Regions from separate parts of the Homo sapiens genome. Here region 1 is linked to region 2. The links are chromatin contacts, found by Hi-C or POLR2A ChIA-PET in ENCODE. All regions are on one chromosome and are shown on one strand. Each heading gives the region's core, a stretch centred on a gene start or an enhancer-like site at or near the end of the contact. The rest is flanking DNA. Distances are from core to core; before and after follow the strand shown.

Evidence for each region. Hi-C counts contacts between places; a loop is a spot of excess contacts on that map. ChIA-PET counts read pairs that join two places held with the same protein, here RNA polymerase II (POLR2A). Pooled maps may share reads with other maps.
Region 1: a loop to region 2 is called in a map of OCI-LY7, with 5 times the contacts of the local background. The contact joins two enhancer-like sites. A Hi-C loop is called at or near these places in 2 of 168 maps with a recorded cell type or tissue (B cell and OCI-LY7), 1 of 37 single-sample maps with no recorded cell type and 5 of 50 pooled maps. POLR2A ChIA-PET finds 5 or more read pairs at or near these places in 1 of 52 experiments (OCI-LY7).

The regions. Positions count from the first base shown.
Region 1 is chr2:99,859,891-99,862,590 of GRCh38, reverse strand. The region is part of intron 7 of AFF3 (ALF transcription elongation factor 3); the gene reads left to right. Among named protein-coding and RNA genes, the nearest start is that of AFF3, 280 kb to the left of the region's middle. Within about 2 kb of position 1,275, at least 3 of the 41 ENCODE cell types and tissues checked have a DNase peak (open chromatin) inside an H3K27ac peak, as active enhancers do; they include OCI-LY7, where a contact is called at or near this core.
Region 2 is chr2:100,246,307-100,249,006 of GRCh38, reverse strand. It overlaps LINC01104 (long intergenic non-protein coding RNA 1104), which reads right to left. Exons shown (of 3, transcript NR_103730.1): 2 at 1,769-1,895. Among named protein-coding and RNA genes, the nearest start is that of LINC01104, 39 kb to the right of the region's middle. RefSeq lists enhancers at 1-96, 968-1,077. Within about 2 kb of position 1,382, at least 2 of the 41 ENCODE cell types and tissues checked have a DNase peak (open chromatin) inside an H3K27ac peak, as active enhancers do; they include OCI-LY7, where a contact is called at or near this core.

The DNA of each region.
Region 1 (2,700 bases), core at 26-2,525, 390 kb after region 2:
GGGCCAACATCAGGACCACACCGTGGGGCACTGGGCCAGACCTAGTGATGTGGGGCATTATCTGTAAATGCACCTGAAAAATTAGATAAGGCTGTGAAAATGGAATTTTAGTGATCCAGGGTTTGAGAAAAGTCCTCTTGGCTGGAGTAAGGCATGTACGTAGGTCATATGATTGTTTCTGAAACATGAAACTCAGAACCCAAAAAGTTCAGCACATTTTGGCCCCAGTAAGTAGAAAACACCCCGGACATTATCTATGGATGAAATAGTGTGCTGCAGAGGACAGTCCCTGGCCGGAAGCTGGACCATTCCAGTGAATTCAGCAAAACCAGAGAACTCTACCCCGTGTTTTGACAGATTTAAGAGAAAATGCAGTAAAATTCAGCTTTTAGGAAAAAAAATAGGAAGTATAGATATTAAAAGAAAACCTGGAAACTTTAAAATCATTTATCATTAGCTACCCAGGATCACAATGATGAGGTCTTGGGGAAGGGTGGGGGAAGTGTGGGGGAAGACTTCAAAAACTAATCAGTGAAGAAAAGCAGTTTGGCCAATGTGGAGACTAAAACATCTTTCTAAATCTGCAGCAGTTCCCTGGTTGAGGAGAGCAGGGAAGCCTAAAAAAGGTGGCAGATGGGGAGTGTAAACAAGAAAATAGGCCATAAGAGAATTTTTGAGCAACTTGCAAAGTTTCTTTAAAAATAGTGATGAACAAATATATAGTAAAACTATAAAGAAAAGCAAAAGAATGACAAAAACACCAATTAGGATGGTGAAGGGGGTTTGATGAGATAATTGAAGAGCACAGTGGCTCTGGACATTTATTGTTATAACTTTGTACCTTACGCTGTTTGGGTACACAAATATTTATTTTACTGTTATTCTCTACAAGGTACATATACATTAATTATGTCCATTCTTTTGTTATGTATGATGCGTTTCAAGATAAGAAAACAAAAAGAGGAAGTGGTTAAGTACAGAGCAGCTCAACCAAAGCTTTATAACAGTGCCAAGAATACACTCCAGAATTTCAGAAGAATGATAACAACTTTCAAGTCTTGGCCTCTTCTAGTGCATGAGACATTATTTAACCATTTATTTTAAGTGTATAACCCATCTTATACACAGGTCTGTGTGGTAGGTTATTACCCTCATTTATGTAGTGGGGGAAACTGAAACACAGAGAGTGACCAGGATCAAATCCAGGTAGTTTGGCTCTAAAGCCCTTGTTCTTGGCCACTTCTCTACTCCCCATATCGTATTACCATAGAAAGAGCCTACATGTAAGTTTGCATGAGTTCTTACATTGAAAGGATCAACATATCTTTTGAATTGGCAATGTTGGAAGCTGCACATGAAACAGAGTCAGTGGCAACATCAATTTTGGAGCTGTTGACCAAAACCCATCATTTAACTGGCAACATTGCTGAAAATCTGGTCTGTTACCAGTATGATTTCTTTCCATAAGAAACCTAAAGAATTTGGATTTGTGAGTCACTTCCATCTGAAGCCCTCTGATTCTCTCCACAAAGGAGAGAATCACTAAATTCAAAGGGGGAGCTGTTGGTTAAGGGTACAAACTTTCAGTTATAAGATGGATACGTTCTGGGGACCTAGTGTACAGCATGGTGACTATTCATAATGCTGCACTGCTTACTTGAAATTTGATGAGAGAGCAGATTTTAAGTGTCTTAACTGTACATGTATACAAACTCACAGAACATGATAACTATGGGTAGTGACAGACACGTTAATTTTATTGTGATCATCTTTACACAATATATACATATGTCAGGTGATCACATTGTATACCTTGAATTATATACACTACTTTTATCTGTCAATTTAATTTTTTTTTTTTTCTTGAGACGGAGTTTTACTCTTGTTGCCCAGGCTAGGCAATGATGTGGTCTCAGCTTACTGTAACCTCTACCTCCTGGGTTCAAGCCATTCTCCTACCTCAGCCTCCTGAGTAGCTAGGATTACAGGCGCACACCACCACGCCTGGCTAATTTTTTTGTTTGTTTTTTGTTTTTTGAGACAGAGTCTCACTCTGTCGCCCTGGCTGGAGTGCAGTGGCACCATCTCGGCTCACTGCAAGCTCTGCCTCCCAGGTTCACCCTATTCTCCTGCCTCAGCCTCCTAAGTAGCTGGGGCTACAGGCACCCGCCACCACCCCTGGCTAGTTTTTTTGTATTTTTAGTAGAGACGGGGTTTCACCATGTTAGCCAGGATGGTCTCAATCTCCTGACCTCGTGATCTGCCCACCTCGGCCTCCCAGAGTGCTGGGATTACAGGCATGAGCACCATGCCCAGCTGCTAATTTTTGTATTTTTAGTAGAGACAGGGTTTCACCATGTTGACCAGGCTGGTCTTTAATTCCTGACCTCAGGTGATCCTCCCGCCTCAGCCTCCCAGAGTGCTGAGATTTCAGGTGTAAGCCACTGTGCCCAGCCACAATTAAATATTTTAATATAAAAATTTGTTAATAAGTTTAAAAAGTTAAAAGTGCAAGGACAACACTTTGAGGAACGGAGAGTGTGGTTTCTATATGGAAAATACCTGACTAACCCAAGTATCACATTTTTGAGAGAATATATGCATTTCTTAGTAAAGAATAACCACTGAAATAACTTATTTAGGTTATCCTTTTTTGCGGGGGGCGACCATAAGCTTTATTGGCTGAAAGTTCTAGGAGCC
Region 2 (2,700 bases), core at 133-2,632:
CTAAACATCCCCTTACCACACAATCCAGCAATCATGCTCCTTGGTATTTGTGCAGATGAACCGAAAACTAATGTCTGCACAGATACCTGAGCACACATGTTTATAGCAGCCGTGTTTATCATTGCCAAAACTTGGAAGTAACCAAGATGTCCTTCAGCAGGTGAAGGGATAAATAAACTGATACATGCCGGCCGGGCATGGTGGCTCACGCCTGTAATCCCAGCCCTTTGGGAGGCCGAGGTGGGCAAATCACTTGAGGTCAGTTTGAGAGGCCAAGGCAGGCGAATCACTTGAGGTCAGGAGTTCAAGACCAGCCTGGCCAACACGGTGAAATCCCATCTCTACTGAAAATACAAAAATTAGCCAGGCGTGTTGATGGGCACCTGTAATCCCAGCTACTCAGGAGGCTGAGTCAGGAGAATAGCTTGAGCATGGAAGGTGGTGGTTGCAGTGAGCTGAGATCCCGCCACTGCACTCCAGCCTGGGCGACAGACTGGGACTGCATCAAAATAAATAAATAAATAAGGATATCTCCAGACAATGGAATATTATTCAGCACTAAAAACAACTGAGGTACCAAGCTATGAAGTGAAATGGAGGAAATGTAAATGCTTCCAATTATGTGGCATTATGGGAAGGACAAAACCATGATGACAGTAAAAAGATCAGTGGTTGCCTGGGATTGGAGGAAAGGACAGATGAACAGGAGGAGCATGGGAAATTTTAGGGCGGGCAAACTATTCTGTTAAAATGGTGGACGCATGTCATTACCTGCTCTCCACACCCATAGAATGTACAACACCAAGAATGAACCCTAATGCTAACACTGGGCTTTGGGTGATGATCATGTGCCCATGGGGGTTCATCAGTTGTCACAAATGGATAACCGATGGGGGATGTGAGTAGTTGGGGAGGCTGTGCATGTGCTTGGGCAGGGGGGACGTGGGAAACCTCTGTACTTTCCTCTCAAGTTTGCTGGAAACAAACACTTCTCTAAAAAAAAAACTGTTTTTTTTAAACTACCATCTTAAACAAAAAGAGGAGGCCCCAGGTAAAAGACCTCAACCCATAATTTTCCACTGAGAAGGGACTTTCTCACTGGTGGAAGGAGGACACACCGGGTCATTATTTGAGTAATCCAGGCAGGAGACCCTGCCTGGATTGAGTAATCCAGGCGTCTGCTTCACCCATGAGACCGCCTCAGGTGAAAATAGCTTTGCGGTTGTTTTTCTTCTTTTCACCCGATGGGTCTTTGGGGGTTTGTGGCATGCCCCACGGAACAATGAACTCTCAGTTCCCCTTTCTCATTCTCCCCAGGGAGCCGAGGTGCCCTGCCGGGAGAGGGGCCACCTGTACCAGGTGTGAGAGGAGTCGCACCTGGACCCAGGCCCTGCATCCTCGTCCTGCCTCTGCATCCAGCATCCCTGCAGGAAGCCCTGTCTGCAGAAGGGCTGAAAAGTAGCCTTGCTGTGAAAGTGCTTGTGTGTCCCTGAAGGGAGAAGCAAGTCACAGTCAGGGCACTGGTTCCTGTCATCCGGTGCAACACAAAGCAGGCCCCAGGACATGGGGTGCAGACGGGAGCACAGACAGGGTGGGTGCTACTGGGGTGCTCAGGCAGCTTGAGGAGGATGGAGATGGCAAACTTTCCTTCATCATTCCAGGGCCACATTTAGGGCCGGAGGACCAGCAGGTCCCCAAAGCCTACAATGCTTCTGGAGGCCAGTGGCGAGCAGTGTCCAGGGACCCCACAGCCACCACTGAGGCCCACCTGCTCATCCCTCAGCTGGGTGTCCACTGGCGGCCACACTTCAGGTCTCCGGGACGCGGAGTTTGGGCTTCTCTCCCGAGCGGAAGTTATCCAAGTGCCCTCGGCATCCCACGGATTTGCTTTGTCTCTGAGGGAAGAATTAAGGAGTGTTAGCATGATATCAGAAAACTGCTAATTATGGTGAAGAGCTAACACGGCAATCTGGGAACTTGTGGAGCTCTAGTTAGTGATGACAGAAGAGGAAAATATTTGACTGTTTTGTGCTGCACCCAGGTTCTCAGGAGGCGGCAAGAGACGAGAGTTGGCGCTGTGCCATGCTCGGAGCCCCTGGTCCTAGAGACGCTGCTTTCCCCGTGGGAGTTCGGAGCAGAGGCAGCAGCTGGGAAGCTCAGGATGGAGTGAGGAAGGAGAGCGACTTGGGGTGCTTGGGTTGCAGAGATCTAACGCCCCAAGAGAGACTAGCTGTGGCCTGTGCCCACCCCAAACTCACACACTGTTGTGCTCACACACGTGTACACACTCACACACATTTCAACACCCGCACGCCCAAGCTCACACACCACACTCACACGCCTTAGTCACACACACATACACACATTAACACACATACACACTCACATTTGCACATACACACACACACAGTTATGCACCACAGACACACACTCCCAAGTTCACACACCACTATCACACACATCTCTTCACACACACACACTCACCTACACACTCTCACACATGGAACACCGACACACTCTCCATTACGCACCTGCCCTCTCTCACACGCACGCACAAACACACACGTTTCAAGCCGAATTAGAGCTCTTTTTTTGGTCCCACAAAGAAAACGGTAACCTCAGCATCTTGGTCTCAACGAGAACTGGGTGCATGATCCCATCCAACCACAAGGGGGAAAATGAGGAAATGGGTCCTCCATG